Regions from separate parts of the Homo sapiens genome. Here regions 2, 3 and 4 are each linked to region 1. Evidence: chromatin contacts called from ENCODE Hi-C data. All regions are on one chromosome and are shown on one strand. The core of a region is the stretch at or near the end of the contact, and the rest is flanking DNA. Distances in the headings are between cores, read along the strand shown. Region 1 holds the start of UGGT2 (UDP-glucose glycoprotein glucosyltransferase 2). Region 2 holds the start of TGDS (TDP-glucose 4,6-dehydratase). Region 3 overlaps RAP2A (RAP2A, member of RAS oncogene family). Region 4 overlaps MBNL2 (muscleblind like splicing regulator 2).

The links. A loop is a pair of places that touch in the nucleus more often than their neighbours do. Pooled maps may share reads with other maps.
Region 2: a loop to region 1 is called in a pooled map, with 5 times the contacts of the local background. The contact joins the promoter of TGDS here to the promoter of UGGT2 in region 1. A Hi-C loop is called at or near these places in 2 of 37 single-sample maps with no recorded cell type and 9 of 50 pooled maps.
Region 3: a loop to region 1 is called in a pooled map, with 5 times the contacts of the local background. The contact joins the enhancer-like site here to the promoter of UGGT2 in region 1. A Hi-C loop is called at or near these places in 2 of 50 pooled maps.
Region 4: a pooled map shows a loop between it and region 1 (2.3-fold over the local background). The contact joins the enhancer-like site here to the promoter of UGGT2 in region 1. A Hi-C loop is called at or near these places in 4 of 50 pooled maps.

The regions. Positions count from the first base shown.
Region 1 is chr13:96,052,126-96,054,659 of GRCh38, forward strand. UGGT2 (UDP-glucose glycoprotein glucosyltransferase 2) reads right to left here and starts at 1,276. Exons shown (of 39, transcript NM_020121.4): 1 at 1,030-1,276. The coding sequence starts at 1,187. RefSeq lists an enhancer at 1,038-1,537.
Region 2 is chr13:94,594,893-94,597,426 of GRCh38, forward strand. TGDS (TDP-glucose 4,6-dehydratase) reads right to left here and starts at 1,260. Exons shown (of 12, transcript NM_014305.4): 1 at 1,159-1,260. The coding sequence starts at 1,244. RefSeq lists an enhancer at 1,124-1,433.
Region 3 is chr13:97,458,871-97,461,404 of GRCh38, forward strand. All of the region lies in intron 1 of RAP2A (RAP2A, member of RAS oncogene family), which reads left to right. Among named protein-coding and RNA genes, the nearest start is that of RAP2A, 26 kb to the left of the region's middle. RefSeq lists enhancers at 991-1,040, 1,401-1,510. Within about 2 kb of position 1,266, at least 2 of the 41 ENCODE cell types and tissues checked have a DNase peak (open chromatin) inside an H3K27ac peak, as active enhancers do.
Region 4 is chr13:97,365,987-97,368,520 of GRCh38, forward strand. The region is part of intron 8 of MBNL2 (muscleblind like splicing regulator 2); the gene reads left to right. Among named protein-coding and RNA genes, the nearest start is that of RAP2A, 67 kb to the right of the region's middle. Within about 2 kb of position 1,270, at least 6 of the 41 ENCODE cell types and tissues checked have a DNase peak (open chromatin) inside an H3K27ac peak, as active enhancers do.

The DNA of each region.
Region 1 (2,534 bases), core at 26-2,525:
ACTACTCAGCCATAAAAAGGAATCAATTAATGGCATTCACAGCAACCTGGATGAGATTAGAGACTATTATTCTAAGTGAAGTAAGTCAGAAATGGAAAACCAAATATAGTATGTTCTCACTGATATGTGGGAACTAAGCTATGAGGATGCAAAGGCATAAGATTGACACAATGGACTTCGGGGACTCGGGGGAAAGGTTGAGAAGGGAGTGAGGGATAAAAGACTACAAATTGGGTGCAGTGTATATACTGATGGGGTGATGGGTGTACCAAAATCTCAGAAATCACCACTAAAGAACTTACTCATGTAACCAAACACCACCTGTTCCCCAATAAACTATAGAAATGAAAAAAAAAAAGAACTTTTAGCATCAAATACATGAACTTATGTGGAGTCATGGAGTCTCTTTTTAGGGACACACACTGTTGCTGTGGTGAACAGCCATTAAGTCATTGGTGTAAAACTTCATTTTTGCTAAGAGAAAGAACTTTCTAATTTTACTCAACTAGAATACTAAAGGGCAAAATGCAATAGCTACAAGTTTTGTTCTGCAGAGTAAATGACAGGTCATGAACTAATTCCGTTGGAAGAGATACAGGAAAAATATTACCTTGCAGGAAGCTGCCCTCCCCATAGTAAGCCTAGGAGCTGATGGTATGATGTCATCATTACGAAACTAGGTACTTTAAGCACTGTCTGAACAGAACTGCCTACCCCAGTAGAAGCTCTTGCGTTAAGTGCCACGCGTAAATGCTAATACATCCCAACGTATTAAAGCAGGGCAGGGAAGCTTTAAAAATCGTAGGTAAAGTAAGACTGAGGGGGAAAGGAACTGCAAGTGAGTGCTGCACGGGAACCGAGAAGCCGCCCCGGGTCGGGAAGGAAGGAGGTGGTGATGCTCAGGGCCAGAGCGGGGGCGTCTGGAGAACCCGGGTGGGAGCCAGACACCCGCTGCGAGCACGAAGAAAGCGCGGCTGAGGGTGGCAGCGCGCCCACACCCGCCCGGACGAGGGCCCGGCCCGCACCCACCTTGCCTCCAGCAGCAGCGGGGTCTCGGGCCACTTCGCGGCCAAGTGGGCAGTCACCGACTTGGACGCGGCGACCGTCCCGGAGCCGAGCTGCGAAAGCCACAGCGCTGTGGAGCCTAGTAGCAGCCGCACCACGTTCGTGGCTTTCGCTGGCGCCATGGCACGGAGAGAAAAGCGCGAGTCCCTCGGACCCGGTACCCACAGTCTGTGGCCGCCACGCTTCGGCCGGCTCTTCCCGCTGCGCGGCTGCCCACTTCCGGTGGGAGGAGCTCGAGTCCGTTACTGGGTGCCGGGTCCAGACCGGCGCATGCGTGTCCCGCTCCGGCGCGGTTTAGTGGGTGCGGCCTGGAGAGCCCACGCCAGCCGGACACTGGGCCACGTCGGAGCCGCCGGGGCGGCGCCGGGTTGCTGAGCGGCGTCACAGATGCTCCCGCGGGTCCGCTCCCGCGGGTCCATTCCCAGGACTTTGGGTTCTCGGACAGAGGCCTTAGGACACGGGGCGGGAAGCTGGCTCTCCAGACCGAACTAGGGCTCTGGAGTTGCCAAAATCTGGAAGCAAAGTCAGGACCACTTGCATATTGTCCACCTTTTACATAGGAGGAAAATAAGTCCAGTTAAAGTTGAAGTCCCCACCTCACGCAGTTCTCAAGTGTTACTACAGGTTGGAATCACCTGGGAGAGCTTTTATAAGGCCGCCGCCAAGGCCACGCCCCGTACCTGAGAATCTCGGGAGGGGGGGTGAGATGCGGCATCAGTAGTATTAGTTAAAATCCGCAGGCCGGGCGCGGTGGCTCACGCCTGTAATCCCAGCACTTTGGGAGGCCGAGGCGGGCGGATCACGAGGTCAGGAGATCGAGACCATCCTGGCTAAAACGGTGAAACCCCGTCTCTACTAAAAATACAAAAAATTAGCCGGGCGTAGTGGCGGGCGCCTGTAGTCCCAGCTACTTGGGAGGCTGAGGCAGGAGAATGGCGTGAACCCAGGAGGCGGAGCTTGCAGTGAGCCGAGATCCCGCCACTGCACTCCAGCCTGGGCAACAGAGCGAGACTCCGTCTCAAAAAAAAAAAAAAAAAAAAAATCCGCAGGTGATTCCAGTGTCCAATCATGTTAGGAAACCCGTGACTTACGGGTGGCTCTCAAACTTTAACCACTTGCTTGTTAAAACACTGCAGAGTGGTGGGCCTCCCCACAGTGTTTCGGATTCAGTAGAGCCCTTGCGGGGGCCGAGAACTTGCATTTTATTTCTCCCAAGTTCGCAGATAATACTAGTGGCTAGAAATCACACTGGAGCCTTTTCCATTGGAAGGTGTGGTCCAGGGTAGGCTTCAGCTGTGAGCTCAATGGAAATGCAGAAGCTCAGGCCCCGCCCCAGACCTAATGAATCAAGATCTCCAATTTAACGGGAACCACAGGTGATTCCTATGCACAGGAAAGGTGGAGAAGAGTGATTTAGAGGATTACATTTAAAAGTGCACAGAAAAGTGCCAATAAGCCTGAGCATGGTG
Region 2 (2,534 bases), core at 10-2,509, 1.5 Mb before region 1:
TGCATTCATCCATTCCACAATTACTAAAGACTTATATAGAATGGGCCAGGCATTCTTCCAGGTGCTGAATGAACAGTAGTCTCTGTCCTTACCGAGTTTGCATTTTAGAGTGGGGATACAAGCAATAAACAAGCAGACACAAATCCGCAATATAATTTCAGGTAGAGGTTAAGTGTGCTAGTTGGGAGAGGGGCTATTTTAGATATGGTGGTCAGGTAAGAACTCTCTGAGGTGCTATCTGAATAAAAACCAGAATTGAGTGGTGCAAACAGCCTAAGGAAAGGGGAAGCAAGTGCAAAGGCCTCAAGACAGAAGTGTGTATCTTGGTGTGTTCCAAGAACTAAGAGGGGAAGCATGGCAGGTACAGAAAAGCAGATCAGGTTGCAAAAGTAGGGCTTGGGCACTTGAGTTTTCTAGATATGGTAGAGTTTGGGCTTTATTCTTAAGTGTGGCAGGAACCACTGAAGTAAAATCCTGCTTCTACCATGATCTGATTGACTTAAGAAACACTGACTTGTATGTGAGCAACAGGCTTTAAAGGAACATGAGTGGACGCAGTTATGGCCAACCAAGAGGCTACAGCAGCAGTCGAGGCAAAAGATGACAGTAAACATGGGCTAGGGTGGAAACGGGAAACTGGTGAGAAGTGGTCGCCGTAAGGATATACTTTGGAAGTAGAGAGGACTTGCTGCTCGAATGTGGGTCTGAGGAAGAAAAGGGTGTCAACAGTGGATTTGTAAAAGTTTGCTGATTACATAGATGTCCTATTATAGTCCTTAAATCGTTTTGGGGGTGCCTATATGTACAGGGCCCATCGTGGGGTGTGGGTGCTCTAGGCTGGAGGTGGGAAGCAGTCGGTGAGCAGCTTAGGGTAACTTGCACGCACTCAAGGAGTGACATGGTGAGCACCTCCGGCCACAGAAGGGCGGAGAGTAACGCAGCTTTGGAAGAGGCGTTTTAAAGAAGTCAGTTTCAAAGGAACCACTTCTTTGCAGGCCAGAGAGAGAAAAGCTGGTCCAGGTCGTGCATTAGGACCCTCCCCATATCAGAATAAGGACCCCTCAAAGCTGGACCCAAATTACCTAGGGCAAGCAGAGCTGCGGGAAAAGGTAGGGGTTTCTGGGGAGCCACTGCTTGGCTAGCGGCGCCATTACCTACATGAAACCAGCACCGCCGGTCACCAGGACCCGCTTCGCAAAGCCGCCGGGAAGACCCCACGGTTCCTCCCAACACGCCGCCGACATCTCCCAGCTCAGCAGTGCCTAGTACCGTAAAGAGTATGGTCTGAAAAGCGCAGGGAAGTTCCGCCGCGACCTTTTGCGACGCGCCTCGCTCGCGGGACACGTTAACAGAGCAGCCAGAGGCAGCTTCCGGAGACTGCTCTGTGGCCAGTTTCTGCCCGCCCACTAGCGGGCTGGGCGGGGCCGCGCTCACCACGCGCAGGCGCTGCTCCTTTCCGCCCTTGCCTGGTCCGCCAGGTGCAATTGGGGTCGCCCGGATGGTAGGGGTATGGAACGTTTTTCCCGGAAATGCCACCACTATGGATCAGATTTATGAATGAGTACCTTTTTTCATTCTTGTACTACAGCCATCTCTAGAGGTTACCTATCAGTTGAGCTGAGAACGGGGAGTTGTTGCAGATGGAGATGGGAGGTTGCAATTTAAAAATGATTTTTTTTTTTAGTGGGGCGGGGACAGGGTCTCCCTCTGTTACCCAGGCTGGAGTGCAGTGGTGCGATCACGGCTCACTGCAGCGTCGACCAATGGGGCTCAAGCAATCCTCCCACCTCAGCCTCCTGAGTAGCTAGGAATACAGTCGTGCGCCACCACGCCCGCCTAATTTTTGGTAGAGATGGGTTTCGCCCTGTTGTCCAGGCTGGTCTCGAACTCCTGGGATCTAGCCAACCTCCCGCCTCAGCCTCCCAAGGTCCTGGGATTACAGGCGTGAGCACCGTGCCTGGCCTGCAAAATGATCTTTTGCTGTTGTTAATATTATTTCAGGCCGGGCGCCGTGGCTTACGCCTGTAATCCCAGGACTTTGGGAGGCCGAGGTGGGCGGATCACCTGAGGTCAGGATTCGAGACCAGCTTGGCCAACATGGTGAAACCCTGTCTCTACTAAAAATACAAAAATTAGCCGGGCGTGGTGGCGGGCGCCTGTAATCCCAGCTACTTGGGAGGCCGAGGCAGGAGAATTGCTTGAACCCGGAAGGCAGAGGTTGCAGTGAGCCGAGACCGCACCATCGCACTCCAGCCTGGGCAACAACAGCAAAACTCCGTCTCAAAAAATAATAATATTATTATTACAGACAGCGCAGAAGGCTTGCAATCATGATAAAGATATTCCCTAGGTCCTACGCTGATGTCTTATTCTATTCTCTCCTTTGCTCACTCCGCCCCAGCCTCCCCACCCTCCTTGCTCTTCATTCAATGTGCCAGGCATGCTACTTCCCCGGGACCTTGATTGTCTTTCCCCAGATGTCTGCCTAGTTTTTACCCTTACTTCCGTTTTCAGCTTGAATGGCATCCTATTGA
Region 3 (2,534 bases), core at 16-2,515, 1.4 Mb after region 1:
CAGCTAAGTGATGCTACAGCCAGTATTTCTGATGTTTCATTCAGTCCATTAAGCAGAGCTGCTTAAAAGAACTAGTTTTATTTATTTATACATTTATAATCAGGTTCATGAATACAGTCAACACTATGGAAATTCTTGTCAATAAAAAAGTGTTTGTCCACAGACTACACACAGAAATAAAATTATTAGACCTGCATCAGTCACCGTCTGAGCTGGTCATGCCCTTAAAGGAAATTTCAAGGAAGATGGGCTGAAGTTGGTGAGATATCTGCTGATGTTTAAGATGTAAGCAAGGTGGTATCTTACTCATGATCAGGTTAACAATAACACATACATTGAACAGTTTGAGAATTTTGCATCTTTAGCTTTATGTCCAAATGATGAAAAGGGGGTAAGGAAGAAATGATGAAAAGGGGGAAATGATGAAAAGGGGGAAAATGAAGGCAACCTGCAAAACTGATAATGAAAATAGAACATGAAAGTAACTGTCATCACCCACTAACAAAGCACCTCATCTTCCTAAATAACAGAGTCAGCCCTCTAAGTCAGTCTGTCATAAGTGCCAGATTTGTTTTCTGAGGCCACTTTTGGCACCCGAATTCCTGAGGTCTAGCTTCAAATGAGCATTTCCTCCACTGCCAGAGTCCTGCAGGAGGCTGTAGAGATGGATCCCACAGCTGGTCCCTGCACTGACAGGCATGCTGTCGCCGGCTCAGGCATTGTCTAGGGCATGTCCTGCTTAGAATGCTCTTCCCCTAGAACCTGCACGGTAGGGAGCAGATTCCCAGAAACCCTTCCCATCTTTGTTCACAGCCACTTTCCCAACAAGGCCTGGGATCATCTTATTTAAAACTGTGGCACCTGTGCTCCCCACCCACCACCTGATCCACATCTTTTTTTCCATTGCACTTAACACTTTTATTGTAAACCCAGAATTGACTTGTTATGTTTATTGTTGATGTCTGCGCCCTCTGCTAATTACAGAGCTTTATTTGCTTTGTCCATTGATGTAAGTGTCTAGAATAGTGGCTAGCACTTAGTATATAAATATGTGTTGAGTGGATGGATAAGTACATGATGTATTGATTGTTCGATTGTTCATTACTAGCTATTTATGCCACATCAGGCAGTTTTCAGTATAGCCTTCAGTATTCACGTAGTTAAAACCATCCCAAATATTTGTGTTTGAACAACGTTGTCTGTGAAATGGAACTGCCTAGGTCATGAGTGCATTTTGGAGTTCTGCTGTTGAGTCAGAGCATGCTGGCAGTAGTGGCTCCGCTTGTAGAAGTGAAACCTCCTGCTTATGTTTTGGCCCCATGAGATCTCATAAGATTTCCCCCAACATTTTTGGCTTTACTCCTGATGCACACTTTCATATCTCTTAAAGATCAGCCTGTTGGACGTTATTCTTAGAACAGTGCTAAGCACTCAGCAATTAACCTAGTCAATGATATGTGTTGACTGTGGGTGTGACCCACCATGTCTGTTGTGATTTTTAACTTCAGAGTATCTTAGGAATTATCCAGTCCAGCTCATTTTATACTTCAAGAAACTCAGGAAACCAAGATTAGGTTAATCTTCTAAATTCACAGTACTAGCTAGAGGCAGCCCCTTCTGGGACAGGAGTCCTAGTCTGTTTGGTTTCTTTTTTTTTTAAACCCACCATATTGCTAAAACAGATAGCAACACCAGCTTCCTCATGCAGTGCAGTCATCTACTGTCAACACAGGTCTTGGCTTCTTTCCCTTCAGCGTCTCACCCATCTTTCTTAAGGAGGATCCAGATTTCTCCAAATGTTACCTTCATATGGGACCCTATTCTGTCACCCCAATCCAGAGCCTTCTTAGAATGCCTTTCCCACAGGGGCCAGTATATTCTCTCGAGTGCCCGCTGTTTGGGAATGCTTGCTTTTCTGCTTTCCTAGGCCCCCATCACCATGGATGTTCAGCACAGGGACTCTGGAGAAGCACCTGGTTAGTGTCTGGTGGCTGCTTTGTTGTTTTTGACTCCCATCTTTTTTGCCTGTCTCTTCCTCCAGCTTCACCCTCAACTCGGTTTGCCCTCAGGAGTTCTTTACCTCCTTTGATCAGTTTCTCCGGCTCCTTCTTCACCCTTTGTGGCTTCTCAAGGCCACATCACTAGAGTTAGGAGGGGAAAGAAGCAAGCACCCTCCTTTTATCTAGTACTTCATTTTTTTCAGCATTATCTCATTTGCCCTTTACAGCAACCCTGTGTTAAGTGGGAACAGATACTCTTACTCCCTTTTTACTATCAAAGAAATGAAATACAGATATGTAAAGGAAATGATCTCATTGGCAGAACTGGAAGCAGAGCCTCCAAATCTGGGTGTAGAATCTTTTCTACTGTCCCAAATTTTAACAGAGAGACAAAATTTATCACCGTCTGGTATTCTGAAATGTACATAATTTTTCTCAACATCGTACTCAGTTTAAAAATCTTCTGAGGATATTAATGTGGATTTCTCTAGTGTCTTTAGAAACTTGATTTTAGAAAAGGCCACTGACAAGTTA
Region 4 (2,534 bases), core at 20-2,519, 1.3 Mb after region 1:
TAACCATAATTCCAAAGAACATCCTATCCCAAATTAGGTCTCCATATGGAGACTTGGATGTCTCAGAGTTTATGATTAAAAGTGATGATCACATATTCTTACTTCACTGGACATCACCTTTCACAATTTTAGAAACAACCATTATTGCATACACTGTATACACTGAATTGGGAATGGATCTATTGTTAGAAATAAAATGTTTATAAATACATCAACCAAAGTAATCTGCTTTGGCCTTTCTGGGAATCACTGATTATGTTTTAAAACTTCCTTTAATTGTACTTGTAATAAGCTATTTTCCCTTTTTTATTTCTCTCCCATGCTTCCTTGCTTTGCATTGTGATTGCATGCCATCTGCTGGTTTAACCCATGATGGCTTGCTGCTCTGATATTCACCATGCCAAAATACCACTTCTATTACCATAATGCTACACCCTCCTGTTCATTGCTCCCATGGTTCCCCTCCTGAAAGTACCCATGATGCACAGCGCTACGTCCGCCACTGTCTCTGCAGCAACAACTCCTGCAACAAGTGTCCCCTTCGCAGCAACAGCCACAGCCAATCAGGTTTGCTCCTTTTAAAGCTTTCTTTCACAAATCCCAAACTCTAAATGAGTGCTGATATTTAAAAAAAAAATTCTCGGTGAGAATTTTTTTTTCATGTTTATCCATCAAATTTTATTTTTTTAATTAGTTTATAGCAAGCATTTACAGACAGGTTGCACTTATTTAGAGTTAACATTTACTGCAAATAATGATGTAGCTATGTTTTGTGTTGCACTGTTTGTTTTCGTACCTAATATTGTGTAATTAACCTGACAGGCTTAAATTCCTTTTAGTACAGCATTACCTATCCAGTGGTTTGTGAATGGCCACATAAAAATTGTAGACGCGCACCCATGGGTGCTTCAAAACTGGCTATATTTTAATTCGGTTCATTCAGACCCTATCATCTGTGTGGAGGAAAAAAATCTCCTCTTAGAAAGAGTCATATTTGAGGCCTAAGTGTCATATTTGAGGTCTGAATAATTCTTATGATCATTTGACCTCAGTCTTAGGTTCTGCCAAACTCACTTGGTTCCCACCTTACAATCTGCTCCAATACTGGCCTAAGAGCCAAACCATCCGGAATGAAGAGTCATGGGTGCCGCTGAACTCACAAAGGCTGGATATAACTGATGAGGAGCATTTAACTCTGTTGGTTTAATGCATGTGCCAGTGAGACCATGGATGTACTATTTCGTAGTGACAGCCAGCTGCTATTTCCTACTCTGTGGTCACAAGCTGATTGTATCCGTGACCCTAGCCTCCCAACTTGCAAACATGTGCTCCTAGCCACAAGGAGACAGCGTGAGGGTGAGTGAGCAGAAACTCTCACCTCGCCTGGAAGAATACTTCATTGCGCATGCCCTCCCTTCACAGAAGAACAATTTTGGTTTGGTTTTTAGTTTCATGGGTTTTTAAAAATAAAATCAGCTCTGCTAATAAAAGATGACAAGGGATAAAAGAAATTAGGGGAAATCGTGTTGGGGGATCACGGCAGTCCCAACCCGCATTCTGCAGGCTGGGAGGGCTGAGTCATGCTGCTTTCCACATTCAAGTGAATCCACGATTCCAGCTCTGCAGATTTCATCCCTACAAAGAGAGGCGTGAGTGGACAGGAATGCAGGAATAAAAGTTAAACCCCGTGACAGTGCTGACTGTGGCCTCAGCATTGTGACAGAGCAGGAGAGAGCAGAGAGTGGGGGAGGGAGGGGAGGCCGAACAGCAGTGCAGAGGCAGGTGTCAATCAACTGAGGACGATTCTTCAGCAATTCACTCCCACCTCTAAAATGCCAACCGGTCCTCTAAGGAAAACCAACCCAGCTTCGAAACAAACAGAACAAAGAACAGGCAAGGATTAGTTCCTTAGCTGGGAAGATGATGATGATGATTATTATTTAATGTGGGATGGGAGAAGGGAGTGAGACTGTTTGCATCTTTCCATTATTAGGTCCAAAGCTCTTCTCAATCACTCATTCTTAATAGGGAAGCTGGATACCTGTTTCTTTCAAGTCTGAAGTCCTGCCTCCTTGAACTATGTTTATGTGATTTTTGACCCAATTTTTATTACAAAGTCCTTTTATAAGAAAACAAGTTTGGACTGAGTGCAGTGCCTCATGCTTGTAATCCCAGCATTTTGGGAAGCCGAGGGAGGAGCATCACTTGAGCCCAGGAGTTGGAGACCAGCCTGAGCAACATGGTAAAATCTGGTCTCTACAAAAATATGAAAAAAATTAGCCAGGCACGGGGTGCCATACACTGTAGTCCCAGCTACTTGGGAGGCTGAGGTGGGAGGATCGCCTGAGCCTGGGGAGGTCGAGGCTGCAGTGAGCCATGATCATGCCACTGCACTCTAGCCTGGGTGACAGAGTGACACCCTGTCTTAAAATAAAATAAAATAAAATAAAATACAAGTTTGAAGTATAATATAGCAGTATTTGTTACAGTGAAATTCTATATGATAAGTTTAGCCTTTTGGGCACTTAGAGATC